Linked DNA regions of Homo sapiens: regions 1, 2, 3, 4 and 5 are each linked to region 6. A link is a loop called in an ENCODE intact Hi-C map of the cell type or tissue named here. Cell type or tissue: PC-9. All regions are shown on one strand.

Evidence for each region. Peaks named below come from ENCODE experiments on the same cell type or tissue, not always from the same donor. Only the 100,000 strongest peaks of a DNase experiment are listed, where the experiment ranks them.
Region 1: a loop joins it to region 6, with 12 times the contacts of the local background. A loop is called at or near these places in 14 of 110 quality-filtered maps.
Region 2: it touches region 6 in a loop (15-fold over the local background); 7 of 110 quality-filtered maps call a loop at or near these places.
Region 3: a loop joins it to region 6, with 5 times the contacts of the local background. A loop is called at or near these places in 10 of 110 quality-filtered maps.
Region 4: a loop joins it to region 6, with 9 times the contacts of the local background. A loop is called at or near these places in 6 of 110 quality-filtered maps.
Region 5: a loop joins it to region 6, with 8 times the contacts of the local background. A loop is called at or near these places in 50 of 110 quality-filtered maps.

The regions. Positions count from the first base shown.
Region 1 is chr3:128,168,122-128,173,121 of GRCh38, forward strand. All of the region lies in intron 1 of EEFSEC (eukaryotic elongation factor, selenocysteine-tRNA specific), which reads left to right. Among named protein-coding and RNA genes, the nearest start is that of EEFSEC, 17 kb to the left of the region's middle. RefSeq lists a silencer at 1-179. In PC-9, CTCF peaks have their summits at 2,980 (motif pointing right) and 3,187; a DNase peak (open chromatin) is centred at 3,000.
Region 2 is chr3:128,304,672-128,309,671 of GRCh38, forward strand. The region is part of intron 4 of EEFSEC (eukaryotic elongation factor, selenocysteine-tRNA specific); the gene reads left to right. Among named protein-coding and RNA genes, the nearest start is that of EEFSEC, 150 kb to the left of the region's middle. In PC-9, a CTCF peak has its summit at 2,574 (motif pointing right); no DNase peak of the experiment used is centred here.
Region 3 is chr3:128,092,999-128,097,998 of GRCh38, forward strand. It overlaps RUVBL1 (RuvB like AAA ATPase 1), which reads right to left. Exons shown (of 11, transcript NM_003707.3): 8 at 4,302-4,500. Among named protein-coding and RNA genes, the nearest start is that of RUVBL1-AS1, 20 kb to the left of the region's middle. In PC-9, CTCF peaks have their summits at 2,349 (motif pointing right) and 2,560; a DNase peak (open chromatin) is centred at 2,393.
Region 4 is chr3:128,224,543-128,229,542 of GRCh38, forward strand. All of the region lies in intron 1 of EEFSEC (eukaryotic elongation factor, selenocysteine-tRNA specific), which reads left to right. Among named protein-coding and RNA genes, the nearest start is that of EEFSEC, 74 kb to the left of the region's middle. RefSeq lists enhancers at 2,200-2,700, 2,511-2,570. In PC-9, CTCF peaks have their summits at 2,463 (motif pointing right) and 2,662; no DNase peak of the experiment used is centred here.
Region 5 is chr3:128,423,409-128,428,408 of GRCh38, forward strand. It overlaps a transcript of EEFSEC not described here. Among named protein-coding and RNA genes, the nearest start is that of DNAJB8-AS1, 38 kb to the right of the region's middle. RefSeq lists enhancers at 2,802-3,001, 4,080-4,638, a cis regulatory region at 2,874-3,554 and silencers at 3,002-3,311, 3,342-3,391. In PC-9, a CTCF peak has its summit at 3,013; a DNase peak (open chromatin) is centred at 1,243; H3K4me3 peaks cover 561 bases; H3K27ac peaks cover 641 bases.
Region 6 is chr3:128,581,512-128,586,511 of GRCh38, forward strand. No RefSeq gene overlaps it. Among named protein-coding and RNA genes, the nearest start is that of LINC01565, 7.9 kb to the left of the region's middle. In PC-9, a CTCF peak has its summit at 3,084 (motif pointing left); DNase peaks (open chromatin) are centred at 3,070 and 4,700; H3K27ac peaks cover 1,388 bases.

The sequences.
Region 1 (5,000 bases), 410 kb before region 6:
CTTTTAAACTTGCCCCAGAGCTTGGGGATGGGGAAATGAGCGTAATGCAAGCCTGTGGCTGATGCCAGTAATTGTTCTGCAAATAGTCTGTGAGGGTGAAGGGAGAAGAGGCCCTCCAGAGGCAGAGGAATGTGCCAGCTGTCCAGTGGGAGGCCACAGCTTTGCCCAGGGTTTGTTGACTACATGACAAAAAGAGGTCACTGTCTCTGATCACTAGTTCTGGGTCCAGAGTTCCTCCTGAATGTAAAATTCCTGGAGTGCCAGGTTGCTAAGAACCTGGGAGGCCAGAGGTGAACCTGGGGCTCCATATACCATTACCAAGTGCTTGCATGGTAAAAAAAACTTTCTGGGGAGAGAGAGGAAGGCTCCCTGAGGCAAGAGGGTAGAGATTTGCTCTGCTGCTGTCCTGGTGCTGGCCTGAGCCTTTCTGAGTGAGTATCCCTCTGTAGACCAGGTCACTCACCTCCATCAGCTAGCCAGTTTCACCCTTTAGTTCTTCTTGTGTCTTTTCACAGGAAGCCCAAGACACCCATAAATGTGAAATGTCACAGTCATAGGCCCCCTGGGGCTTCGAGGCTGTTGTCATGGGTGTGCAGTGTTTGAAACTGGACCCTAAGAGGGGAGGCCCTCTGGTACCTCCCCAGGCATCTCCTTGCTGGTTCTGTCACTTACTCTTTGCGACAGGTTGAGAGTTGTTTGAACATCTGGCTTGTTCCGTGGCTTTCTTTGATTTATTTTCCCAGGATTCTTAGTGTCCTGAAGATTTGGTTAGGCGACCTTATTCCTTAAGCTCAGATGGTATAGAAGGAAAGGTGGATCATGACATTAATTCATTCAACAAACTCCGAGCAACTACTGCTTGCCAGGGGTTGAGTTTCTAGTGGTCAACAAAGCAGAAGTGGCTTCTGCTTTCATGTAGCTTCCTGTCTAGTTGGGGAGGCAGATGGTACAGAAGTAAATAAAACATGCGGAATTATAAATTATGTAAGTGCTAAGCAGGACAAGACAGGATGCCCAGATAGGGACTAATGGATGTGGGGCATCTACTTTAGTTTGGAGGCCAGGGAAGGCCTTTCTGAAGCAATAAAGCTGAAGCTAAACTGTGGCACAAAAGCCCGTCCCTGGAATGTTGGGAGGTGTTCCAGACCAAAGGTGTAGCACACATGAGGGTCCTGAGGCTGGACATCTCCTGGGGCTAGCTACGAGTGAGAGGGTATCAGCTGGTTTTCACACAGCAGACCTGGTGTTGCAGGTATATTTGGACAGATGCATATATCTGGACTCTCTGGAAGTCCCAGTTTTGCTGAAAGATAAGCGTGGCACATCCTATCATTCTGAAATAGGACACGGTGAGACAGAAGAAGGCAGGCCAGCCTTCTGGATATGCCTGGTCTCACTATGGCTATCCTATTGGCCTTTATCCATCCTTAGTCTTATTTCTGGTACTGTAACCCCTTATTTCCATGGTAGAGGGATGGGCTGATGTGGAATCAGCGTTGGCAGGCAATCCTGGCAGAAAGTGAATTAGACATTTTTCACAACTCTGTGATTGTGTTTGGTCATTAAACATTGGCCCACTGGCTGCTTATGACTTGAATGCCACATGGAGGTTAAGGACACATTCCTGAACCACTAACTCAAGAATTAGACATCAGAGATACTAAGTATCTAACATCATAGAATTGTAAATAAAATTCCCCTGACACCTAGACCTCGTCTCACTCCTGGTCAGTGCTCCTTTCCCTGCATAGCCTCACAGAGCACAGGCCCTTCATGCTTCCCTCCATCCCCTTTCCTGCGGGGCTGCCTCTTGGGCTGAAGGCAATGCATGGCGGTGGGGCAGGCGGCATATTTTGCCTTTTCTTTTTCCTCCAGAAACAAGTTTGGCATGGGACTTGGTCAGTCTTGATCTGTGCCTGGAAGTGTGAAGGCGTGGGTGCAGATGTTGGGATAATTTTTGTACCTCAGAACCAGAACTGGACACTCACTGTAGGGAAGACCAGCTCCTCACCCCCCGCCCCGCCTCCCCCGCCTGGCCCGAGGTTCCTGTTGAGCAGGCATGGCCTAGCCTCAGACTTGCATGCATATTTTTCTGCTGTTGATTTTCTCAAATTCTTTCACAAGGGAACAGTAGTTTACATCCTTTAAAGCTTTCTTGAGGCTGGGCACGGTGGCTCACGCCTGTAATCCCAGCACTTTGGGAGGCGGAGGTGGGTGGATCACCTGAAGCAGGAGTTCGAGACCAGCCTAGCCAACATGACGAAACCCCGTCTCTACTAAAACTACAAAAATTAGCCATGCGTGTGTAATCCCAGCTACTTGAGAGGCTGAGGCATGAGACTGCACTCCAGCCTGGGTGGCAGAGTGAGACCACGTCTAAAAAAAAAAAAAGCTTTCTTGGGATACCAGTTTGGTCTTCTGGTGACAGAACCTTGCCCATAGGTTAGAGGAAATAATACTTTCAGCAACACCCCCAGCTTGGGGGATCTCAGAAAGAAGGGCATGTTGCCAACTTTTGAGGATTTGTCTGAGAAACAGCAACCTGGCATCCCCCTAACTCCCTGCTTTTTTTCCCTCTAGAATCAAATAGAATCTCTTTTCCTGGCAAAGATTTCCTAGATAAAAAGAGGTACTACTTAGTCATTTTTGTAGGTTCGTTAATAGTTTCTAAAAGTTTTTAAAAGTACATAATAAGAAAACTTGTTATGGCAACCAATAAAGTTTCTTTTCGAGGAATGAATATTTTCTAGGAAAGATAAGAGTCAGTTATGTTTGGTCTGATTTCTTCAGCTGAATCTTTCCCTCTTCCTCTTATCTTGAAATCTATCTCATAAGGCAATCTGGGGACACTTTAGCAAGCACTCTGGTAACAGATGTGTGTCCTCCTCTTCCTGACACATCTCCCAGCCCTGGAGACCCAGCTGTACAATCGCAAACTGTCCACAGGGCGGTGGGGTGGAAATCATCTCCATGCCGACTCCGAACTATTTGGTGCACAAGAGGGCAGTATTTGCTTACAGTCTTGGATCGGGATGATCAATGTGTAGTTTCACAGGTCAGCATAGTTAAAATGACCTCTGACTTTTTCAAGACAAAATAAACTGTAGGCCACAGCCATGATGGCTTCCCATAGATGCCTTTAAGTGTCTGATCCCTTCAGAAAAATTGCTGCTTGCTATCTTTTTTCCTTAAAAAGAAAAATATTGTTTCTTTCAAGGTTTATTTTTAATTTTTTTTTAATCAATGAAAATATGGTTTGCAGGCTTGTACCTACAATGGCAGAGGTTAAAAAGTGTTGCAAAAGCAAAACAACTGCTTTCTAATTAAAAACCAGATGGGAAGATTTTTGTTTGAAGCAAGGGGTCAAATGTATTTTCTCCCCCTTTCATATCAGTGTAAAGATTATCTGACTTAACTTTTAAAGCATTTGAAGATGTGGGCTTCAGTCATCAACCCTTCTATACTCAGTTTTGTTTTTCTGCAAGTTCACAGTATTAACCAAAGCAAGGACTTTCCAGGAGAAAAAAAGGAGATCTCCCTGCCTTCCAGAGGCACAATGTTCTATCTGAACCATAGGCCATGTCTGCTTTTGTATAATGATTTGCCTTTTTAAGTTCTTCCATGGTGTTTTTCTATAGAGACTTTTAAGCCAGAAAGACATAGCTGGCCCTCCAAATCTGTGGATTCAACCAATTGAAGATTGAAAATATTAAAAAAAAAAAAAATGAAAACAACAAAAATAACAATTCAACAACAAAAAAATGATATGTTTAAAAACACAATAAAGTATAGCAACTATTTACATAGCATTTTTATTTTATTAGTTACAAGTGATCTAGAGATGATTTAAATATATGGGAGGATATGCATAAGTTATATGAAAATACTCTGTCATTTTATATCAGGGCCTTAAGCATCCTCAGATTTTGGTCCTTCAGGGGTCCTCAAATCAATCCCCCACAGATAACAAAGGACAGTGGCATTGGTTTACAACTCCTGTCCCACCAGATTCCAGCCTATGCAAGAATTGGGATCTCATATCTTTCTGCTCTCTCTTCCTCAAACCTGGAACTTCTGATTTGAGGTGCCTCCATAACTTTAGCACCCAAGAGAGTTTAACTGAAAACAGCAGTGGTAGCAAGGCCCAGCACATTAAGGACATAGTGATGGTCAGGCCGAAGGAACCCATGCATAGGGGTGGCCTGGGTCTAGCGGAAATGCCACCTGGCCTCTCTGAGCCTGTCTGTGCACCTCAAATGCAGATGATTATCTCACAGGGTGGTTGCATCAAAGATGTCCATAAATAAAGCTTCAGGCACATAGTAGGGAGCAGTTATTGTTTTGTTTGTTTATTTTTTGTAGAGCCAAGCGCTTGCTGTGTTGCGCAGGTTGGTCTCAAACTCCTGGGCTCAAGTGATCCTCCTGCTTTGACTGCCCAAAGTGCTGGGATTACAGGTGTGAACCACTGTGACTGGCTGGGAGCAGTTACTGTGCCAATGATCTCTCTGACCCCTGACGAATTATAAGCATATGGAGGTGGTGGGGCACTGTTGGACATGAGGATGGAGACACAGACACTGATTCTTGATTGCAGACAAACCAGTTCTTTCTGGATTATTCATTTATTTGATTCATTGAGCATGTCCATTGCTTGGTCCCTTGGAGCATCTGCAGCAAAGTGAAATGCAATCTAGATGGGAGGTGCCATGCTGCCGCCTCGATCCTCTGATAGCAATCGAGGAGAAAAGCTGGGTTCCGAGGCTTAGCCCTGTATGAAATCAGATGTCTTCTTTTACTCTTTTGTAATCGCAACATAAATCTTCCAAAGGGAGTATGTCTATAAGATAGATGCCACATAAGCTGTGGAATGTATTAGTATGTGTGACATCCCTGTGGTCTTTTAATTGATCAGTGGCATTTAATGCAAAATTTGAATCTGACCACACAAAGTAGGGAGAACCCTGGGTGGCCTTCATGTTTGCTTCCCCGTGAAGCTCCTG
Region 2 (5,000 bases), 280 kb before region 6:
TAAATGGCAGGCATCTTTTCGTTGTTTGTAATTTTTTTTTTTTTTCCCTCAAGACAGGGTCTCACTCTGTCACCCAGACTGGAATGCAATGGTGCGTTCAGGGCTCACTGAAGCCTTGACCTCCCAGGCTCAGATGATCCTCCCACCTCAGCTTCTCAAGTAGCTGGGGCCACAGGCGTGTACCACCACACCTGGCTAATTTTTGTATTTTTTGTAGAAACAAGGTTTCACCATGTTGCCCAAGCTGGTCTCGAACTCCTGAGCTCAAGTGACCCACCTGGCTTGACCTCCAAAAGTGCTGGAATTGCAGGCATGAGCCACCATGCCAGCCTGTTGTTTGTAATTTTAATGAGAATGTGGTGAGTGTTTTATCATTAAGTAAGGTGATGGCTTTTCGATCTCATTTATCTTTTCTCTCATCATAAGGAAATACTCATTTATTTTTATTTTTTTAAATCAAGGATTATTTTTAATTTTGGAAAAATCTTCATGGCGTATTTTGGAGTGATTTATGGTTTTTGTCTTTTGACCTTTTACTATGCTGTTATATTAATATGTTTTCTAGTATTGCATTCTGGAAGGTATCCTACTTAGTTGTATTCTGGTCTTTCAATAATATTTATATTATTCTTTCAGTAATATTTATGTCATAATTGAAATGTCTGGTTGGCAATTTTTGTCATGTCAAGTCTTGGTATTAGTATGCTAGCCTCACAAAAAGGATTTGGAAGGTTTTCTCCTTTATTCTTTTTAAACAGTTAAAATAGTTATCTATTCCTTAGAAGATTGAAGAAATTTGTCTCTCAAACCATCTGAATTTGATACTTTTTGGGGGTAGCACTTTAATAACTTAAACTGTTTTCCTTTGTATTATTAGTCTTTTGTTTCAGTCTCTGCCAGGGATAATTTTGACATAACATTTTCCTAGAAAATTATCTATTAAGTTATATCTTCAAATTCATTTGTATCTAGTTTTGCAAAGTAAACTTTCTTATATGTAGTAATTTTCTTTTTTAAAATTTCTAACTTTGTGTATTTGGGCTTTACTGGTTTTTAAGAACTTGCAATTGCATTTATCTATCAATTCTATTATTCCATATTTTCTAATAGAATAATTTGTGCTTTTATCTTTGCTATGTATTTCTTTCATTGGGTAATTTGTCTTTTTGCTAGTTTCTTGACTTAAAGACTAAATACATTGATCATATAATAGTTACCTAGGTGTTTAAGGTTGTGAATGTCCTTTGAGCTTGTGAATGTCCTTTGAGCACCGTTTTAGTTGCATTCCACTGTATGTTACTTTCTAGATATCCTGCAACTTCTCTTTTGCATCCTTCTTTAACTCGAGTTATTTAATGAGAAAATCGTCTCATTTCCAAGTTGTTTGGTTTTTTTCCCCTCTTTGTTTTGTCATGCATTTAAAGTTTTTATTGCACTGTGAAGGGAGAATATGGTCTGTGTCATGTCAGCTGTTTGGAGTTTATTGAGTTTTCCTTGTGGCCTAATATATGATTTTGTAAATGATCCAACGGCTTTTAAAAAGAAGAGTTATTCTGTTATAAGAATATAAAGTTTGAGATAAACCCCCCACCTTATAATATAGGTCTTAGTTCAAACTAATCACTTATTTTATAAATTGTTTGTTTTTGCATTGCCTACAATTTGTGCTTTACAAATTTTGTTGCTCTGCCTTTTGATATATAAATATTTACTATTCATATCCTCACTGTAAATTAAGCCCTTCATTAACCATTAGTGGCCCCTTTGACTCATTTAACCTCCTCTGCCTAGAATTCAGGCTTGTTAGATTTAAATTTGGCAATCCAGTTTTCTATTTGTTAACGTAATCTATCTTTTTTTTACTTTTCACCTTTCTGAGTCATTTTGTTTTAGATGTGATTCTTGTTTACAATATATAGTAGCTTTTTAAAATCAAAATCATTTTTAAAAGTTCTAAAAAAACTTTTTGAACCTCAGTTTCCCCATCTGTAAAATGGGTAGTTGAAAGTACCTATTGGATAAGATAAGATTTGTGCTACTCACTTTACATATATCTTCTCATTTAATTCACGTAAAGCTATCCTTTCAAGGTACTTCTTATATTTTTTGTCAGATGAGAAAACTGACTTAGGAAGGTGACTTTTCCAAGGTCACTCAATTGCTAATTGGTTGAGCTGTGATTCATCCCCAATCCAAGGCTTTCTAAATTCTAAAATCTTTCTACTTAGCCCATACGGCAGCATCGCACCATGGGTGAAACCCCAGGTCACCCTGCGTGAAATGGTTCCTAGCTTTTAAGACAAGTTGTAGCAAGCAGGGTAACCTGGTAACTAGGCTCACTTTTGGACTTAATTGGAACCAGACTGCAGGGGGCTCAAGGGTCAGGCTAGCAGTCTTCTCACCAGTACGTCCTACCTGCCCCACCTTCCCAGAATGAGAGCAGCTCTGCTGCTGGGTGTGGGGCCTGGCCACACATGGGGCCTTGCCTGCCCCTGCCCTCTCCAAGCTTTTCCCAAGGCTGGCAGGCACCCTCTGAGCACTGTTTCTAGCCTCAGCTCCATGTGACAGTCAGAGACAGCAGATGGAGCCAAAGACTTGGAGAAAAATGACACCCAGTTCAGAGTCCATGTTCCCTGGGGCCCAGACCCCAGTGTTGAATGTGGAGGAAAGGGCTTGGTTTATTGTTGGGGGTGGAGATTAGCAGGGGCTTTTCTTGTACCCTCTCCCTGTGGTGATTATGTCTAGGTATCAGTGAGGAAGAGGGACCCAGCGGGGCCCAGCTAGCATGAAAACTTCCTGGAAGTTAAGGCCTGGCTCCCACAGGGTGCCTGATGAGCCTTTATAAAATATCTAGAGGCATACCCTATGTCCACTTGGTCTCTATTCCTCCAGGCCTGTGGTTCCAGTAGGGGTTCAGCGAATATTGGCTGGATGAACTGGGCAAAGTATTGACTGAGCTGCTTTATTCGCAACAAGAACAGACAGGAAAGTGTATTTAGACTGACTCCTGCAGCATCTGGCACTGGGCATTAAGAGAAATAGTGCTCAGCCTGTGCACACATTGGGCAGGGTATCAGTCCAGCTGCAATACTTTCACCTGTGTGAGTGGGGCCATCACTAAGTCTCCTAGGGTCTTCTCTGTAAAGTGGAGATGATGCTGACTGTGGAGTTGGCCCTGACCTTGTGCCATTTTCAAGGATGATGAAGATGCTTTTGATTGTGCGCTCTCCCTGTAGGCCTCTCCTGGGCTTTGTGGCAGGCGAGAGCACATGCTTGTTGGAGCTCTGTGAGGCCCAGGCAGTGCCTGGTTCCCTGGGGTCACCTGGGCATAACAGTGCCCATCTTGTCAGTTGAACTGTGTGGCTAAGGGTGAAAGACTAAGTAGTTGGAACTCACGGCAACTTGCACACATGCTCTGCGCCCACAGTTAAGTATAGTTGGAAAAGTGGTGCTCTCAGCAGTGACCTCAGTCTCTGTCATTCAGACCCAGGAGTGGGTCTCAGAAGAGGCTGGAGGCCAAGCTTGGCCGTAGCTCTGCTCTTATTATATGATGCCCAGTGGCCCAGGTTCCTGACCACTCAGACTGGAAGAGCCAAGTCATCCTGGCAGGGGCCAAGGCTCTGACCTCAGTCCTTCTTGGTGCCAGCTTAGTGTGTGTGCCAGGCTGGATTGGATGTGTCAGGGGAGGGGGAATTGGGAGAAGACATAGCTTTCCTTGAGTACCTACTGTGTGCCACGTGCTGAGCTAGGCTCTCCAAGTACTAATTTCTGATCCTCTCAGGAATCTTCCAAAGCTGGGACTCTTATCCCCTCTTTGCAGCTGGAAAAACTGAAGCCAAATGCCATTTAATCGCACAGCTATTGAGTGAGAACCAGTAAGCCAGTCCCCCAAAACCTAAGCTTTACCCCTCATGCCAATAGCTTTTAAACATTTTTAGCTAAAGAACTTGAATATCAAATTTTATGAAGAATCCCCACAAATACAACCTATAGAAAGGGAGCCAGTCTGGCTGAAATGCAAATGGGTGACTTGGGCCCTTCTGTTCCTGCCCCTCCTCACACCTATGGCAGCCCCAGGACTCCCTGGGAACACAAGGCTCCTTGGAATCCAGTTTGGAAATGGGTCCTGTGCCCTAGAACCATGGATGGGAGAGCTCAAGACACCGCCCCTGCTGTCTGCAGGTGCATAGAGCCGGAGCTTTAGCTTCCCCGTCTGTGAAATGGAGCTGCTGATCCCTGTCTTGCAGCCTGCTAAAGAGAGTCCGTGAGGTGTGTTTGTTTTGTTTTGTGTTTTGTTCTTTTGAACTGAAAATTGAGGTGTTTCAACTATGGTTGAGAACCTACTGGCTGCCAGATAGTCAACTAGGTGTTTGTACGCATGATCTCATTCGGAAAGACTGCCTTCGCCCATGAGCAAGAGTGTGAAAGTGAAGGTTTATTTGTTCACGAGAGGGTGATGGAACAGCTTGTCACAAACTGTAAGTGTAGTCCTGGCACATGGCTTGGAGAGGACCTGAATTCCGGTGGGTGGCTGTGGAAGTGGAGAGGAAGAGCTGACAGAGACTCTGCCCTGAACAGCTGTCAGCACCTGGTGGAGACTGAGCAGGTGCAAAGAGGGCAGAGGGGAGGCGATAGCTGAGAGAGGGCCAGCTGGCGTTTGGAGTTAGAGGAAGAAATGGGAAAGGAGGAAGCCTAGAGCAGGAAAATCAAGGATAATGTCCTTTCTGGATGAGAGGGGTCAGCGCACAGAGGCTAGAGAGAAGAGAGAGGCCCCTGCTGCTGTCTGCTGAACGCTTACTGGGGCCATGTACATAACCAGTGTACCCAATGAGTAGGACCTAAGCCTTTATTTTCAGATGGGGAAACTGAGGTTCAAAGGAGAAACTTTTACCAGTAAGTAAAAGACCATCGGTTCTGGCCATAAGTCATGGTGACTTTAGCTGTGAAGATTCAAATTAGAGGATGCTGGCAGAGGGTGAAAGCAAGCTGAGAAAGGCTAA
Region 3 (5,000 bases), 490 kb before region 6:
CCCCATCTCTACTTTAAAAAAGAAAAAGAAAAAGAAAGAAAGAAAAAAAAAGTTGTACACAAATGTTCAGAGCACCATTATTCATAATAACCCAACAACCCAATGTCCATCAACTAATGAATGGTTAAATAAGATACACTATTAAATATTCCATATAATAGAATACTATTCAGCTGGAAAAAGAAATAAGTACTACGCATGCTACAGCATCATGCTAAGTGAAAGAAGCCAGTCACAAAAGACCAGATTATATGGTGCTATTTATACAAAATTTCCAGAAAAAGCAAATCTATAGAGACAAAATTGATTAATGGTTGCCAGTGGATGGGGGTAAGGGTGCAGAAGGGGACGATGACTATTGATGGGTATAGTTTCTTTTTGGGGTGATGAAAATGTTCTAAAATTGACCGTGGTGATGGTTGCACAACTCTGTGAATACACTAGAAATCACAAAAAAAAACTGTATTTTATATGAATTATGTCTCCATAAAGTTGGTTTTTTTTTTTGTTGGAACACTATCTGCCACAGGGTTACACTGAGCAGAGTCCATACTGTTTCTTAAGTCTTGATGTTTTGGTGCAACAAAGTGACTTTCAGTGAGAAACTCCTACAAGAACTCCTAATCCCAGGGAGCTATACCTCAATATGAAGAGAAAATCTCCCAGTTTTCAAGCTGGGATCAGTGCTGGGCTCTCATCTAACAGTTCAGGATCCTGAGCCTGGAAGGAAAGGGACTTCTTATGGTGGCAAGTTAGGGAGGAGCCAGGCAAGAAGGCAACAGAGCTTTGCCTCCCTGTCATCCATGGATGGACCCTTCCCAGAAGGAGCCTGGAGCATCAAGAGGACCAGGGACAGGTGCTTCTTCTAGAACGGCTCCCACATCAGCTGTCCACAGGGAGAGGTGACCTAAAGGACTTGGGGGCTGCTTGTCAAGGTCAGGAGGGGCTATGAAGAGGCTTCATGCCTTGCTGGGTTCTCAGAGATCCCTGAGGCCAAGCCATGTCCACAGAGCAGACCAGGCAGGGGCATGAAATCAGCTTCCAAGAGGGCAATACTCTAGGGCTGGCCTGGGTGATAACTTTGCACTCACTTTTTCTACTCTTCACATAATTCTGCAAAAAAGGTGCTGATATTCCCATTTCCTGATGAGGATGGTAAGATTCAGAGAGGTCAAGGAACTCGCCTGGGTCATGAGCTTCCACGTGACTCCAATGCCTGTAATTTTTCCATGTGGGAACCAGGCTTGTGCTGAAATGCATGCTCCATAAAACACAATGGCCATCAGAGAGTGGGCTCACTTCTGAGGCTCAATCCACAAGGGTCATTTACACAGGGAGGGGTGAGCGGCAAGAAGCCGAGAGGGAGCGTACACTACCTGGGAAAGAACACTCCTAGGAGGCTGCATTTTCACGGCAATCTGTTGTCAGCATCCAACAGTTCCCCACTGCCACCTCCAGGCAGCACCCCGTCAAAGCTCCATCCCCGCTCACAGCCCAGGGTCCACTGGGAAGCGGTGTGGGAGAGCAGTGAGAGCATGGAGTTTGGACCCAGACGTTCCTCTGGGCTCAGGTTCCAGTGGCAACACTTTCTAGCCTATGGCCTGGGCAGGTAACCTCCCATTTGAGTCTGGAGATAACCTCAACTGCTCACAGGGTTGTCAGGGTGTCCTGGGAGGACATGAGATGGCCCATGTAGAGTGCTCTGTATAGTTTCTGACACACAGGAAGCCCTCAGTTAGTCACCTCCCTTCCCCCTCTCTTTCCTTCGGAGCTCTAGAGATCAGATGTGGTTCTGGGGGGTAAGGAAGCCCTGTAGTTCCCCTCTAGGGGTGGAGTCTGTGGGAAGCATATCAGATGGCTATTATTGTTGGCTATTACTTTTTTCATTACCATGTTGACATTATTATCACCACTACAACAAATTTCCTACTAGAACATAGTGCCAAAATTCTCTTCCAAAGCAAACAACCGAATCTGCGTTACCTGAGCCGACCTGCCTAAAAATCCATGTTCTGAGTGTCTTCCTTCCACTTGAGTAACTACAGTCTAGCAAGGAGTCTCCACAACCTCTAGCAGCCCTTGATCAAATCAGCCCAGATGGGGCTGGGGCCAAATCTCCCGGGTCTCAGGCTGACCAGAGCTTTGTCTCCACTGAGCAGGTTCTGAGATCAAGGCCACCTTTCTGTGCACCTTAGTCCTGAGTGGGATGGGACTGAGAGACCTTACTTCTGAGACGAGAGATGCCAGGCTCTGCAGGTATGGGCTGGGCTGGGTTCCCTACTGTGGAGGGAGGGAAGCCTATTAGCAGAGCTCCCCAGCAGGGGGCACCATCTGTCCAAGGCTGAGCCCTTTCACCAACTGCACTGTCAGGCTTCAGCCTGGCCTAGCCAAGGCTAAGCAAGTCCAGACAGCCACAGGCATGCCAGGCATACCAGCCATAAGGCCCACATGCATCTGTCTCCAGAAGCTGCCCAAGTAGCCATGCTGGATCTGGCACACACTTTCTCTCCAAGACTTAGGAAGCACTTATGACAGTGGTCTTGTCTAGAGAGCATCACGGACGGGGATTCAGAGTAGCTACAAGATGCTGCCACATGGACTTGAATCACGCATTCGATTCCTAATTGCAAGTGAAAGAAACCGCCTGAGGGGGAAGGGCTGTTGCTATACTGCAGTGCTCACAGCACTACAGAACCCCCATTGTGGGGCTTACCCAGAGCCAGCAACACCAGAGTTTGCATGTTTTGTTTTTTTTTAATTATTTTTAGAGATGAGGTCTCACTGTTGTCCAGGTGGGAGTGCGATAGCTATTCACAGGTGCAATCATTGCACACTACAACCTTAAACTCCTAGCCTCAAGCAATCTTCCCGCCTCAGCCTCCCAGAGAGTACACTACAGGTGCATACCACTGTGCCCAGCTTGGACAGTCTTAATAATAAAGCTTCTCTATTAAAAGCAAACTAAAATCTTAGATAGGGCCCACCATCATTCAGAGCTGAGTTAGGCAAATCAGCAGTTTTTATTTCAAACTCAGTTTGGCTCCAGCTGTGTCCTGAGATACTCATGGGCCACAGGGTGTCTTTCTAACTCCCACTGCCTCCACTGCCCTGAGCATGCAGCCTCAGGGACTTTGTCCCCACACTACTCTATTGCAGGCTTGAAAACAGGCCCCTCATCACCCACCTTTGTGCCCCCAGCACTGCAGAGACCAGGCACTAATGTTTAAACAAGATCACAGAAAACCAAAAGAGCAATAAAACTACCAGGTACTGGGAATACTGACACTGGGCTTGAGAGATGGGAAGATGGGGTGTTCTCCAGGACCACGAGCGTGGAGAGTGCTTAGGAGAAAAAGCAACCGCAGGAAAGTTCCTGGCCCAGCTTTGGGCCAATCTTGGCAGGATGAGCACCGTATGAACACTTGTCTTCCAGGGGTCAACATCTGCCCTTCCCAAAGGCAGGCCAAAGGGATGGGAAAGAGTGGAGCGGGAGGATGGAAAGACACCAGTGTGGTTCAGAGGTCTGGGATAGAAAGAAAATGCTGGGGCCGGGCGTGGTGGTTCATGCCTGTAATCCCAGCACTTTGGGAGGCTGAGGCGGGCAGATCACGAGGTCAGGAGATCAAGACCATCTTGGCTAACACGGTGAAACCCTGTCTCTACTAAAAATACAAAAAAATTAGCCAGGCGTGGTGGTGGGCAACTGTAGTCCCAGCTACTCGGGAGGCTGAGGCAGGAGAATGGTGTGAACCCGGGAGGTGGAGCTTGCAGTGAGCCGAGATCGCGCCACTGCACTCCAGCCTGGGCGACACAGTGAGACTCTGTCCCCAAAAAAAAAAAGAAAGAAAATGCTGGTTTTGTTATCAGAAGGAGCTGGGTTCTTATCCTGTCTTTACGATGAGGGACAAGTTATGATTCCAGTTTCCTTATTTGAAAAATGACGCCAATAATGCCTACCTCTCAGAGCGCAGATGAAGACTGAAGACGTTCATGTGTATAATGTCATCAAAGGCTAGCCCTGTCTGATCTCACCTTTGTACACTCCAATTGAACGACCAAATTGTAGTATCACACCCAAAAGATCACGTGGGAGACCCTCCTCATGAGTGACAGGACAGCTGCTGCCTTTGGTGACTAGGGAAATGAGGCCAGAGGCAAGCCACTTGGCACATTTTCCCTCAAAAACAACATGACCTCCCCTCATCCCTGTCCCACCTCATGGGGTTTGGAGAGATCCTGAGGAACAAATGAGCCCAGATGGAAGTTAAAAAAGCCTTGTGGCTGGCAGGCAGCCATCCTACCTGATGACACAGTTGCCTCGGTTGGATGCAAAGATGACGATGGGAGCGATAGAAGACTCCAGGGCGCGGTGCAGGTAGGTGAAGCACTCAATGTCCAGCATGTGGACCTCATCAACAAACAGCACACCCGGGACCAGCTCAGCAATGCCCTGGTCGATGTACTTGTTCACCACCTTATTAATCTCCCCTCGAAGTTTGTCTAGGAGATGCAAGGATGGGCAGGCAAGGTCAGCACAGGGCTGGGGGAGACTATCGCCTTTTCTCCTCCACCTGAATTCAATCCAAACCCATGCTAGGAGCCTAGTTTTCCTACTAGCTATGTGATCCCAGACAGGGTGTGTCCCCACTCCAGGTTTCAGTGTCGTCATCTGAACACAGTGATAATCACACCTAAAAGGTCACAAAATTGGCAGCCTCCCCCAAAAGATGAGTTTGGTTAAATGTAAAAAGGTTGCACAGGTGTTCTGCATGGGAATCCCTTCACAGCACACGCTCACTGCTGTCACACTCCCTACCATGCCTTATCACTTCCCACATACCCAATCTAGCTCTGTCTGATCTGGGAGACATTGGAGTTTGGGAGCCCTGGGTGAAATGAGTTTTCACATGCAAATTTACCTGTTCTATACTCAGTAAATGACCCTTTCTTTTGGTCCCATACAACAATGCTTAGGTTAATTAACTTTCAATCAAGTGCCT
Region 4 (5,000 bases), 360 kb before region 6:
CATTCATGTACCCATCAGGCAGACTGAACAGTTACTAAGATTTCACCGTGCTTGTTTCATCTCTCTCTCCCCTGCTTTTCTTGCTGAAGTATTTTTAAACAAATTTATGAGATCTTGAGTCATTTTACCCCTGAATACTTATGTATATATCTTTAAAAAATATAGACATTTTCTTGCGTAAATCAATGTCATTAGCACAGCTAATAATAACTATTCTTTGGTATCCAGTACCCTATCTATATTTAGAATTTTCTTGAAAAATGTTCTTCAAATATGGTTCCCTACCTCCTCCCTCCACAAAAGGATATAAGAACATATACATCCCCAAGTCCTTCATGTCGATGAGGAGCCCGAGGCTCAGAGAGGTAGATTGGCTTCCTCAGGTCAGACCCTAGTATTGGGATTTGAATCCACACCCCTCTTAGTGAGCTTTATATTTTATGTACTACACCTGGCTGCCCAGGCATGGTTACCCCGAGTAGGGCGAAGCATGTAACCTCAACCTCAAGTTTCGCCCAAGATGTAGGGGCTGAAGCAGACAGGAAGATGAGCACTGCTCCAGGAAGCCTCCCACCAGTGCAGAAGAGCTCTTTTCTGGAAGACAGGGCTGGATGCCACAGTGAGGCAAGTCCAGCCCCAGCCCTAGGTCAGTGTCTTTTTTTGGTTTTGTGTCTATTCTTAAGGAGGTGTAAAGAGCTCTTTTCTGGAAGACAGGGCTGGATGCCACAGTGAGGCAAGTCCAGCCCCAGCCCTGGGTCAGTGTCTTTTTTTGGTTTTGTGTCTATTCTTAAGGAGGTGCTTCTGGTACACAGGCAGTGCCAAGGCCCCCTACAATGAAGCTACATGGCTACAGGGAGTTCTGAAGGTTATAGAAGACTATACAGCCTTTGGGATCTTAGCTCTGCCATGCACTCGCTGTGTGTTTTGAGCCTGTGACTTGACCTCTCTGACTGAGTTTCCACCTTTGGAAGATGGAATTAGAGTGCTTACTTTGCAGGGTTGTTGTGAAGATAATGTGAATGCAGATGTAAGCATCCCCAGCACCGTGCCTGGCACATAGTAGCTGTTTATAAATGCAAATATAATGTTGTCTTTATCTGCCAGGGAGGAGGACAGAGCACCAGCCACCTCTCCATCTCTACTGCACTGTCCCCTGGCCCCAAGACCTCTTCTGCATCCCCTTCCTCTCTCCTCTGGTCTGGATGGTTAGGCACCCAGGCTTTATGGGGCAGGGCATTGGAGCTGAGAGGACACCAGCTCTGAGCACCTGCAGGTTTTGGAGAGAAGGAAAGGACACTGCCAAGCACTTGCTCAGTGTCCTGTCACTCCTCAGGTGGTCTGGTTTCATGCTGCTTTACAGACCAAAGTGCTGGGCACAGAGGCAGATGTGTCTTATTGTCTTCTCAGAGTGTTACCAATTATTTCTAGTTTCAGTTGAAGAGACTCAGTTCATTGATGCAAGAGATTGACTCTCAGGATATGCCGGAGAACAGAGCCCCAATAAGAATCGGGGCAGGAGCTCAGGGGCTGTGGAAACACTCGTTGCCAGCAAGTGTGCTGAGAACACAAAGGAAATGCTTGTGATCCTTTTAGAGTGACTGGGAGTAAACATTTATTTCACCTTGAAGGAAATGAATGTTTCAGGAAGAGGCCCAGGAGCTTGACGAAGCTAGACAGCCCATGCCGTAAGCCACATAAAGGAGGACATCAGAACCAATTGGGTTAGAGAGGGCCTAATAAATTGTGTCCCTCACAAGGACCCAGCATTTTCTGTTCCTTGGGTGGGCCACATGTGCTCTTGAGAAGATTGGGAACAGCTGTACTGAGTTGTTGCCATTGAGTCATATCTGGTCCAGGGGCCAGCGGTTGGTGCCTCTGGTCATTCCGTCCTTTTCTAACAAAGCTCGAGGTGATCTGGCCATCTCCCCAAAGATCCTGGGGAAGTGCATGCTCAGCATCCTCCGTGCAGCACTGGCAGCTGGGGCTTCCGTAGCCCCCTGCTGTGTCCTGTGCCCTGAATGGCCCCTTCCCTTAGCTTTCCGGCCTGCTCCCTCCCTCCAGTTGCTAAATTCCCCTCTTCTATGCTTGCTTAGCAGAAACTTCTCATTTAACTTTTACATACTTCACTGTGTTGATGTTGTCTGTATGTGTGTGTGTGTTTCCCCCAGAAGACTCTGAAGCTTCTCGAGGGCAGGGACTGGGTTGGATTAATTTCTGAAGTTCAGAACCCAGCCTAGGGACAGCCATACAGAATGTAACAGAAGCAAACTTTTATTTCTGTGCCCAGATATGGTGGTGCACAGAGGGTTGTGTGGTGCACAGAGGGTAGCTGGTTTTGCAGGTACAGTATCAGGCATCTTGAGAAATTAATAGTGGGGAAGGAGAGCCCACTAAGGTGGGAATGCTTGCCTGGGACACCAGCCTGGCCTGCCTGTCGCCTCCACCAGGGGGCCCCCCTGCCCCGGCCCCTCTCGGGCCATTGCATCCTGTCCCTCTGGTTGCTTGCTTGGGGCTTGCAGGACATGGTGGACTCTGCAGGCTGCTTCACAGTGCAGTGTGTTCCTGCTGCTCCTTCTGAAATGTGACCTACCATGCCTTCTTCAGTCCCTCTGTCTCCATCCAGAAAAATGTCTAATTGTATCTTGAATTCATTTACATTGCTTGCTTCAATGGCCTCACTTGGCAGCTGAGCCCATATGCTAATTCCACCCTTTTCATGAAGGAATTCTGCTGATTTTACTTACTTTTTGTGACAGATTCCTCCCCCTACCCCCCCACTCCGTTCTTTTTTTGGTCTCCTGCTCTCCCAGTAAACAATTTCTTAGGTCCACTCTCGCAGGCTCTGTGACCCAGTGCCCTCAGGACACTTCATGGGGTGAAGCTCCTGATGGGTTTGAGTCAGGGCCCTGAGCACTGGCCCAAGCCCTTCCAGCACCTTCAGCTTAGGGTTAGTCAAGAATGTCCTGCCTTGGTTTCTTTGCTTCAGAGGAGGGGCTCTCTGTGGCTTGGGGACCCATTTCTACAAGGGTCTAAGACAACTGTTGTTTTTTGGAACCCATAGTGTAAGAGTTGGTGAGAGCGGCATTAACTCAGGGGCCTTGTGAGGACAGACCCTGCTTCCATGATAGGGGAGGAGGAGTCTGGGTCCGGGGGTGAATTGAGCCCGAGCTCAGTCCCAGTGCTTGCCTTTGCTGCCAGTGGGGCCTTGGATGAGAGTTCCTTGACCTCTCTGAGTCTTACTCTCTTAATCTGTAAAGCGGATATCTGAGGGCCCATCCTCCCCTCATTCAGATTACTGGGGTCTTCTCCAAGTGGATGCAGTCCTTGCAGCCCCTGAGTCCTCTCTCTATTGGCCCTGGGCCACTGGATCTTCACAGCATTTGATTTTCTCTTGGCACAGCCGCTTCAGTTGTTCAACTTTTCTCCCCTTTTTTCTGTTTCTAAACAAGCATACATAACCTTTTTAAGTGTTACTAGGATGCCACCACTGAGGACTAGAGAAGAGTTGATTAATTGTTGCTGGAGGGGGTGTTCTAAGTAATTGAACAGGCCCGGTCATCTCTGACCTCTCAGTGCTTTTCATTCACTTCATACATATTTGTTGAGCACCTATTCTCTGCTGCCATGTGCAAGGGATTCTGTGGGATAAGGTGGCCCAGGTCCCTGTCCCAGTGGGTGAAGCTGCAGAGGAGCTTGGGAGTCACAAACAGCACTATCCTAGGGCAACAGGGATTGTGGGGCTCTGAGGAGGGGCTGTCACCTCCAGATGAGAGGGAGCCTGGAAAATACCTGGGAGGTGACATCTAGCCAAAATTTGAAGGCTGGGTTGCCAGAGAAAGGACAAGGTGGGAAGAATGCTCCAGGCACATGTGCATGGGCCACGGTCCTGGGGTGATAGAGAGCATGGCTGAGTGAGGAGCTGAAGCATGGAGTATGAGGAGATGGGGGTGGTGGGTGTGAGGCTGTCAGGTGGTGCAGGTAGGGGCCCAACCACACTGGCCTTCTTGTTCCTTGCCCAGGGAGGAGGGTCAGGGTTGGGGAGTCGGTCTCTGACCTTGACCTCCTGTGACCCTCACTCTCTTCTCCACAGAGGGCAACATAGCACTACTAGATACCAGGTCCGCGGCCTGAGTGGGGTCTGATCCTGTCCTTGCACTTACCTGACAATTTGGCCTTGGGCAAGCAGGCAATGCAAACTCTCTGTGCCTTGATGTGATCATCTGCAAAATGGGGGTGTTGGTAATAGTACCTGTATCCTAGGACTGAGTTCAATGAGCTGATGTATGCAATGCACTTAGAACGGAGCCTAGTTATAGTGAACACTACATTAAATGTCACCTATAAAAACAGTGCTCATTTCTTGTGGAAAGGGCTTGGTAAGAATAACTTCTGTCCCAGAGGAAATTCCAGCCTGGTGTCTCTGAGGTTTTCCTGCTTCATGATCCAGGGAAATAATTGTCTTAGGTTATTCCTGGGCTTTCTACCTCCTGGGGCTATATTGAGACTCAGTATGAAAACCTATGTTTGAAATTCTAGGGAAAATCCCCACTAGAGAGAAAATAATGTCAGAGACTGTTTGGAGCTTTCACATGCATTAACTCCTTCAGTCCTCCTAACAGTCTATGAAGTAGGCCCTGTTTTTACACAGCATATGTATACTGTGGCTATGATACTAGGTGTGGGGCCTCGGTCCAGAGTGTTGGGGAGCGAGTGTTTGGCAGCCTCTGCACGGCCTTTTCATCAGCTTTGGAAGAAGCCAAGGCTAGAGAGCGAAGTGCTCTCCCCACGTGGCCCCACTGGAGGGGCAAGGGCTGAGTGAGATTCGTCTGCTCTCATTTGGACCCCAGAGAGCCCATTGTCCTTTCCTCCAGGATGACCCTCCTGGCATCCACCTTCCCCACCCCCACCATGGGCAAAACATGTCTCATGGGAGAAAGAAGGAGTGGGCTGTCAAATCTGCCCTACCCCAGGCATAGCGGACTGATTCCTGAGTGCTTTTC
Region 5 (5,000 bases), 160 kb before region 6:
CCAGAGGCCCCAGTGAGCTATGATTGCACCACTGCACTCCAGCCTGGGTGACAGAGCAAGACCCTGTCTCAATAAATAAATAAATAAATAAATAAGAGGAATGAAGTACTGCTATGCACTGCAGCATGGATGGACCATGAAGGCATTGTACTAAGTGAAAGAAACCAATCGTGAAAGGCCACATAATGTGTGATTCCATTTATGTGAAATGTCCAGAAGAGGCAAACCTATAGATGCAGAAAGTAGATTTGCCAAGGCCTGGGGGAGCAGGAAGTGGGGAGTGACTGCCAGTGGAGACAGTTTCTTTTCAGGGGACAGGGTGTTCTAAACTTAGATTGTAGTGATGGTTGTACAACTCTGTAAACATACAGAAGTTTGGAATTGTACACTTTAAGTGGGGGAACTTTATAGCATGTAAGTTATAGCTCAATAAAATTGTTTTTTAAAATTGGTCAATGCTCCATGGCCATTCTCTCTGCCCTGCAGCCAATGCCTGGGGGCAACCCTTGCAGCGGGTGGTTCAGCACCAGAGCCTTGGTGGGTAGGGAACAGAGGCCCTTTGCCTGGGGGGGTGATGGGGAGAATGTGACCTGGAGCTGCGGGAGACACAGAAACGACACCCAGAAACACCACACACCCGCACACACACACTATGCATGCACGTGCACACACGCACACTTCCTGGGGGATGAAATGCAGCCATTCCCAAAGACACCTGGCCCCAAGAGTCACCTCTGGCAGGCTGCAGGAAGCACCCACCAGCCTCCTGGCTTCTGCTGCTGGCTGCTCCCTACACCAGCAGGCTGGGTGCCTCCCCAAGCCTCAGTCTGCTCTTCTCCTCAATGGGCAGAAAGTAACCTGCTTCCCAGGGCTGCAGAAGAGGCCAGTGGGGTTCTATGGTGGAATTCACTTTATTGTTGTTTTTAATTATTGTATTACTTATCTGGTTTGGGGGTGTTTTGGGTTTTTGTTTTGTTTTGTTTTGCTTTGTTTTAGGCAGTCTCACTCTGTCACCTAGGTTGGAGTGCAGTGGTGTGATCATGGCTCACTGCAGCCTCGAACTCCTAGGCTCTCATGATCCTCCTGCCTCAGCCTCCTGAGTAGCTAAGACTACACAGGCATGCACCATCATACTGCCTATTTTTTTTTCTTTATTGGTAGAGACATGGTCTCACTATGTTCCCCAGGCTGCTTGTGAACTCCTGTCCTCAAGTGATCTTCCTGCCTTGGCCTCTCAAAGTGCTGGGATTACAGGAATGAGTCACGGCACCCAGCCATTTATCATTTTTATTAAGGAAATAGTTCAAACATACGAAAAGTGCGCGGAGTATAATACAGTGAACCCCATGTGTCCATACCCACCACAACAAACTACTGACGCACGCAACAAAGTGAATGGAAGTAACAACCTCCGGGACCGTGTCTCCCGCCCCACCCCAATCTCCTCCCCCACTCCTCTCATCTTCTGTGGGCCAGTTCTAAAGCTCGTTCAGTCTAAGGTGGAGACTGCGGCGGAAGTGGTCTTTCTCAGGGAGGCAGTGGCGGGGTGGTCAGGGCCTCTCACCAAGCAGGTAGGACTGGTCAACTCCATGATTCTGAGAGTCTGCGACTCTGTGACTGGTTTTTAAAATTGTTGTTTGTCACATACAGTAAAAATCACCCCTTTAAACATGTAGCTCTGTGCGTTTTGAAAAACACATTCAGTTGTGTAACCCCTACCTGAGTCAAAAGAGAGAACAGGTGCACCCCCATGCTTCATGCCCCTGTGAAAGCACCCCTCGCACACCCGGCCCCAGCATTCACTCATCTCTTTTCCATCACTGTTGTTTTACACTTTCTAGAATGTCACATGAGTGGGATCACACTGTGTGTGGACTTTCCAGCAAGGCTTCCTGGCCTTGGGATTCATGCTTGTGGCTGCACGTCCCAGCAGCTCCTTGGGTCACTGAGCAGGGCCCCGAGGTGTGGCTGTGGACGAGCGGATGGATTCACCTGCGGAAGGACACTCGGGCTGCTTCCAGTTTGGGGTGACTGTGACTAAAGCTGCTCCGAACACTCTTGTGGGGTTTTGTGTGAGCATCGGTGCTTCTCTCCCATAAGTAAACACCTCACCGTGGAAGGTCTGTGTTGTGTGGCGTGTGTTTTACTGCCACGCGGTTTCCCACCCCAGCTGCTGTCTGCATTCCCGCCTGACTGGGCATTTTACCTTTCACTCAACACATTCCCATCGGGCACCCACCCAGGCCAGGCGCGGTGCTCCCAGTGACGGAAATGGCCAGGATGAACGAGCTCTGCCCTCCTGGGCCCTCCTGGGCCCTCCTGTCCTGTGGGCAGCAGGCAAGAAACCAGGCAGCCTGGGGACACGCGGGACCATCTGGCTGTTGGCAAGGGCTCCAAGGGCATGAATTAGGGCAATGCTAACAGGGTGACTGGGGCGGGCCTTGCTGAGGTGAGTTTGAACCGAGATTAAGGCAGAGGGGCCATCCCATCCAAGATCCGGGGGAAGGGTTTCCAGGCGGGGGCCCAGCAGGTGCCAAGGCCCCGAGGTAGGTGAATCGTGTTATTATGCTGTGACTCAGCGACTTTTTGGATGAATGCTGAGTTCCAGGGACCTGCTAGAAACCTTACAGTCATCCCCTGTTCAATCCTCACAGCAGTCCTACGCAGGAGGGGCTACTGTCGCCCCCAGCTTACAGCAGAGCCACTCAGGTTCAGAGAGGTTGTCACCTGTCTCGCTGCACAGGCCACGCGGGGCAGAGCCAGCACTTGAACCCGGCGGGACTCATGGAAGTGCGCTGAACACCTGGATTCCCACCTCAGCTCGAATCCCTGCCTGCAGTCCTGCTGTGTGGCCCTGGGCAGGTCACAGGTCCTCTCTGAGCTTCCGCTTTCCCGTCTGTAAAACCGGGCTGGCGCTGCTGGCCTCGCAGCCCGCCGTAAGCATCCTGTGGGATGAGGTGTGAAAATGTCCTGGAACGGTGGGGCCCTTGCACGGTGGGGTGGGCACGCACCCATTCCGCCCCGAAGGGCCGTAGCCAGCCAGGCCCCCTCCTCGGCCCGCCGCGGGACTGCGCTGCCGCCAGGCGCCGACAGAGGGCAGGAGCGGCCCGCGCCCAGCGGCCGAGAGCGCACGGCAGGGCTGGCAGGGGCGGCCCCGGCGAGGCGCAGCGCGGGCGGGAGCCCGAATGTGGTCTCAGGACTGCGGCAAACACCTGTCGGACTGTCTGGGACGCACGACCTAGGGACACGGACCCAGTGCACGGTGTGGGGGAGGAGGTTAGCGAGGGATCCTGGGCCCACCCGTCTCCGGGCTACCCCACCCCTACCCCGCCAGTCCCCGCCATCCAGCGAGGTGCCCCGGGAGTCTCTCCGGGAGAGCGCTGGCCCCGGGTCTGCGAAGAGCCGGCCTGGGGGGCAGGGCCTTAGGCTCAAAGGCCGCCACGTCCCCACGTGGCTCTGAGCACCGGTGATGTGGCCGTCCAAGATGAGATATACCCAGGGCCCAGTACACCCCAGCTTCCAAAGGCCTTCTGTGACAAAGAGAGACTAAACAATCACACTTATCACCTTTTGTATTGAGCTGAAATAGTAATATTTTGGATCTACTGGGTTAAATAAAATATGAAAATTAATTTCATTTTTTCTTTTTAAAATTGTGGCTAAGATATAAAATTAGGTAGATGGCTCTCACCTGCCGCTTGTGTTCTGTCTCTACAGGACAGGCCTAAGTTGGATGTCTGTGTTATCCCATGTAATCCCGTCCAACTCTCCCAGTGAGGCGTTTACTGTTATTACCTATCCCATTCTACAAACGGGGAAGCTGAGGCGCTGAGCAGTGATGTGACTTGCTCAGGGTGGGTTATGGGCACACACCCAGCAGTGCCCACCCCATGCCCATGTGTACCACACACAAATATTCATAACACATGCAGGGGCCCAGACTGTCAGTGCCAGAGTCCACGGGTAAGATGGAGAGACCCTGAACACAAACACGCTGCCAGCCTCCCAGCTCATACACAAGCGTCACCTGTGCACACCCAGTCTTGTGACAGCGTCAGGAGCACACACATCCACACTGCTGTTCCCAGACCCCCTGCTCACGCCCATGCACACACACCTACAGGTGTGCTGGTCTTCGAGGCAGGCAGTGTGGCCAGCCTCCCTCATGGCCCACAGTGCCATCCAGAAGACTGTATGGGGCCCTGCTGCTGACTGGCTGGTGGGCTCGAGACCCGCCAGACAGTCAGGCCCCTACTCACCTAGGGCTTGGAAAGGGGGCCCTGGCTGAGACTCCATCTGTGTCTGGGGGAGCCAGACCCGAGGGGAGTGAGTGGGCCTACGCGGAGCTCCTGCCCTCCCTGCGCCTGCCTGCCACCCTTCTGTTGAGGGCCCTTCCTCCTGGCTGCAGCCATTTGCATAAAGCTCCCAAGCCCAAGGATCACATTACATGGAGGCCTGATGATAATCTTTGTTGAAATAATATTTAACACATGCTGCACTTTTAATTAACTATCTGAATAATCTCAAATTAATACCAGAGCTTTAAAAATAAGTTTTCATTTTCGCGTTTGGTAACATAATAGCGGCCCGGCTGGCCCGTTTCCCCCTTCTTTGATTTAATTAAAAGCCCTTTTGTGTGTCTCTTGTCACTTCAGAAATGGACAAAAGCCCCCATGTGGGCCAGCCAGGGCTCCTGCTCGGGGTCCAGGTCTGAGGCCAGGGCCAGGGTCAGGGGTACTTAGGGGCCCTGAGGGCAGGTCCTCCACTGAAGCTCCCAGCCTGGCTCTGGCAGTGCCACTGAGGGAGGCCACACATCACACACACTTTTGCCCAGGGACACTGGGGCACGGTCACAGAGGCCAGCAGGCTGCCTCCCATGCATACAGACACACGCTAGAGGCAGGTGGCAATCTCCGTCCCTCGTCCATAACACACACCGGCCAGGCTCTGCAAACATGCCCACCAGACCCATGAGCCTCACGTACCTTCACGCATGCATG
Region 6 (5,000 bases):
AACCAGAGAGTATCTGGGGTAGGCCTCAATCAATTTAGAAGTTTATTTTGCCAGGGTTAAGGATGTGTGCCTAAGAGACAAGTCTATGCCTTTTTCCAAAGATGATTCTGAGCACTCCAATATTTAAAAAGGAAAAGCCAGCTGGAGGGGACAGAGGGAAGGTGTGGTCTCATTACTGAATCCAAATGTTGCAAGAGAAAAGAAGCAGGTAGGGGCACATAGTCACTAATGAACTGGCCTGGTGCTCACTATAAGATAAGGTGAATGGAGAGGAGCTACCTGTGGAGATCTTTAACTTTTTATCTGTCACTATCTGCTTAGGAACAAAAGGAAAGGCAGCTTCTTGCATAACTCAGCTTTCAGCTTAATTTTTTTTCTTTTGGCAGAGTGAATTGGTGTTCTAAGTTTTTATTATCCCTTCACAAAAGCAATTAGGAGCCCAGCAATAACCCCATCACCAAGATTCGTTTGTGGCTCCCTTTTCCGTGGCCTGGCGCCCCCTTCCTCCCACCCCTCCCCCTCTCTTCAGCTCTCTGCCCTCCCAAATCACAGCTTCTTTCTTTTTTCTTTCTTACTTTTTTTTTTTTTAAGACAGAGTCTTACTCTGTTGCCCAGGCTGGAGTTCAGTGGCGCAATCTCAGCTCACTGCAACCTCCGCCTCCCGGGCTCAAGCAATACTCCTGCCTCAGCGTCCTGAGCAGTTGGGATTACAGGCACGCACCACCACGCCTGGCTAATTTTTGTATTTTTTAGTAGAGATGGGGTTTTGCCCTGTTGCCCAGGCTGGTCTCGAACTCCTGGGCTCAAGCGATCCGCCTGCTTCAGCCTCCCAAGCAGCTGGGATTACAGGCGTGAGCCACCGGGCCCGGCCATCAAATCATAGCTTATTTCTTCATATGACAGTTAGCTCTGTTTTCCCGTCTCCTTCCAAACCACAACTCATCCCCTTCCAGCATACTTCAAGAAGGTGTTTTGTTGAGTAATGGGGGTTCCCTCCCTAAGAGGAATCCTGGCTCTGGCCATTTGGGCTTTACTTGTGTCTCCGGACTCTTGCATTCTCTCTTAAGCACAGGGATTACTAGATGTGTGGGGATCAACTGTAAAGAACATGGTTTCTGAAACAGCAAATCAAACCAATTTGATTGTGCAGGAGAAATAGAAGCCTGTCGACGTCTAATCTGAAAGAACAGCTATATTTACATACCAAGGCAGATTGCAGGTCAAAGTGTCATCAATTTGATGTTGATCAAATCTTGGGAAATTTCTGATGTGGTTTCTGGTGACACAGAGTGGCGGCAACATAGCCTGTGTGCAGGAGGCTTCTCACCTCCCCTAGGAAGAGTTGAGATATTCACAGCAACCCACAAGCAGCCTCCTCCACCAGCATGAATGGTGGCAAGGAGCATGGAGGCACCGAGCCTTGAAGAAAGAGGCTGGGAGTGAGGACCGTCTTAGAAAAAGGGGCTGACCTTCTTTGCCCGAGTTGTAGAGCTGTGGGGAACTCTGGGAACATCCAGATGCCTTCCGGGAAAGGGAGATCTCCCCATCTCTGCATCCCACCCACACTCCCCACCTTAGCCACTCCCCGCCAAACCTCCAGCCCCAGCTGCAGTGCATGGTGGTGTTATTTCCCAACAAGGCAACAGCCTCCTCACTTGGTTTTCCTGACTCCAGTCTCTCCCCAACCCATCCCCGCTTCAGATGGCAGCAATTTTTCTAAAGCACAAATCTGATGCTGCTTAAAATTCACAAATAAGGCAAAGTCCACAGACGCTGAGACAGGATGCAAGGTCCTTCTTGGCCCACCCACCAACTGTTCTTGCCTCCTCTGCCTGGAAACGCCCACCTTGAAGGTTGCAGTGGCCTCAGCATCCCTGTGGCTCTTCCGCCTGGGCCATTGTGGAGCCAAAGTCACGCCAAAAAAGAGCAGCCTGAAAGAGGCCCCTGCAGAGTGGGTGCTTTTTGAATGTCATCCGTTATTCAAGTTCTCCACCCTGGTTTCATCCTCCCCCAATCCGAGACCCTTTACCCCAACGTTGTCCCTGTCATTTTATTACTAGTCTCCATCCACCAGAAATGTGCCTTGGCACCTGCCTTCCATCGCCTTCGGGCACCTCATCTCATGCTGGACAGAGACCTTCCTGATCACCTACCCTAGCTGCACCTTGCCATCACTTGGGGAAACTAGAAAGTGGTTCTGATCTCCTCCATCTGGGGAGGGGCATTTGGAAACTCTCTGAGATTCCAGGGTGGAGACAGGGTGGAAACCCCTGGTGGGAGAACAGGGTGTGCTTGGGGCGTCACTAGCTGGTGGGATTCTTCAGGCCGCAGCATGCAGTTCGCAGTCTACACTTGCAGAAAAAAAACATCTGCCTGGATGGTTTCCTATTTATAGAGGACAGGGATATTCACATGGATGGATAGAGTGCATGAGACCCCTTGCTACATCCTTTTTCCCTGCACTTCCTCCCTTCCACCCTTCCAGCCCTGTGGGATCATGGTGGGGAAGGGGTCAGCCTCGGAAGATGCCCTTGGAGAAAGGCCTGGGAGATGCCGTGTGTGACCCGAAAGAGGTCAGGGGACATTTTACCTAAGACTTGCTTCATTGTTAAGTTTTTTTCTTAAAGGTGTTGATCTACGCAGTGTAAACACTTGCAAGCTCCCATCATTGGTCACAAGGCTGTTTGTCTTGTAGTCATTGTTTATGGTTCTAGAAGGCTCTCTCCCCGTGGAGGGGAAGGGCCCTGGGACAGAGATCACAGGAGTTCTTAGGGGGCACTCGCTAGTAGCCTCCTTCCCTCTGCTGATGGGGCCTTCCTCCCAGGGGATCTTTGGGCCTTAATGCCGTGCCTTTGAGGCCTGGCCCAGAGCCCCTCAAAGAGCCAGGCGAGGAGAGCTGACCCAAGTGGAGTCAGGCTGAATTTTCCTTCTCAAGAGAAGCACATCCCAGCCACTGTCCTTTCAAAGGCCATCAGGCCGGCCGAAGACGAGGATGTAGCAGACTGGCTCACAGCAGTACCCACTGGGGCGGAGCTCCAGCCTGCAGCTGTGCCAGGGCCGGGCATCTCTTCCCTGAGTGGTGGCTGCCCCCATGAGGGCAAAGACTGCACTGGCTCTTCCTGTGCAGGCGAGAGCGGGCTGGGAGCAGGGACACCACGTGGAGGCAGCCCTGGTGGCAACGGGGCTCAGGGGAAGTTTCTGGGCACAAGGAAGCCTGGGGATGGGGGACTTAGGAGGGAAGCCCCAGCCAGGCTGCTGTGCAAGGGGGAGGCCCGTGGGGACCCTCTCCAGGAGTACAAGGAGGGTCAAGGGAGGGGCCGAGTCAGCTCTGTGGAAAGTTTCTTGTTTTTGTTGCTTGCTATTCGTTTTTCTCTTTTTGTTTTACCTTTATTATAAAAAACATCAAACTTTTATGAAAGTAAACAGAATAATATACTGACCCCATATACCCCTGGGTTCAACAATTATGGACATGAGCCAGGGTCACTTCGTCTATTACTGCTGCACATTTGCCGCCCCCGTATCATTCTACAGCAAACTGTATATATCATAACATTTCATTTGTAAGTCTTTTGGATGTTTATCTAAAAGAAAACAGAAACTTTTTAAACATAACCATAATACCATTATGACACCTTAGAAAATTAGTGCCATCTCCTTGACAGTCTCAGAAATCTAGTGTAATGGGTTAAGTTGTGTCCCCACCCCCCAACAGAAAGCTATGCTGCAGTCCCACTCCCCGGACCTCAGAATGTGACCTTATTTGGAGAAAGGGTCCATACAGAGGTAACCAAGCTTAAATGAGGTCATTAGGGTGGGCCCTGATGCAACATGATTAGTGTCCTTATCAAAAAGGGAAATTTAGACAGAAACAGACACGCACAGAGGGAAGACTAGCAAAGTGACACAGGGAGAACGCCACATGAGAAACGATGCTGCCACACGCTAGGGAAAGTCTGTGGCCACCAGAAGCTGGGGGAGGCAAGGAGGGACCTTCCCAAGCGCCTTTCCAGGAAGCGTGGCCCTGCCAACAGCTGATATCTAACTTCTAGCCCCAGAATGGGGAGAAAATAAGTTTTTGTTATTCTAAGAAACCACTCAGTTTATGGTACTTTGCCCTAGCTAACTAACCTGGTCAGTATTCAAATTTCCAATTATCTCACAAGTGTCACTTTTTTTGGAATCATGATTCAATGAAGGACCCCTGCTGCAACTGGTTGATGTGTCTTAAGACTGTTTTAATCTCCTTCCTTCCTTTCTTTCATTCTTTTTTTTTTTTTTTTTTTTGAGACAAAGTCTCACTCTGTCACCCAGGCTGGAGTGCAATGATGTGATCTCGGCTCACTGCAACCTCCACCTCCCAGGTTCAAGTGATTCTCATGCCTCAGCCTCCCCAGTAGCTGAGATAACAGGCACAGTTTTGCCATGTTGCCCAGGCCTGTCTCGGCCTCACAAGTGATGGGATTACAGGCATGAGCCACTGTGCCCAGTCTCCTTCCTTTCTTTCAATGTATTTGTTGAAGAAAACCATGTTGTTCATCCCCTAGAGTTTATCCTGATGTGCTTTTGCCGTTTGCACCATGATGGCATCATCTAACACCTCACGACTCAGGGTGAGTAGTCTGTGGGCCAGCAGCACGGCCTCCCCGGGGAGCGTGCTAGCAATGCAGAATGTCTCAAGCCCCACCCAGACCTGCTGTACCAGACTTTTCACCCGGCAAGCCCGCCAGGGACTCATGAACACTCGGAAGCCTGAGAGTCACCGGGCCGCACATTCTTTCTCCTTTGCATTTCCTGAATCGGTAGTTGGATCTATAGATGCTTGATTGGATTCAGATCTGATTTTTTTTTGGCAAGATCCTCTCTAGGTGGCAATCATTCTTTCATCAGGAGGCATATCATGGCTGCCTGTGCCTCTTTTATAATATTAGCAGCAATCGGCTGGGCACCATGGCTCACGCCTACAATCCCAGCACTTTGGGAGGCCGAGGCAGGGGATC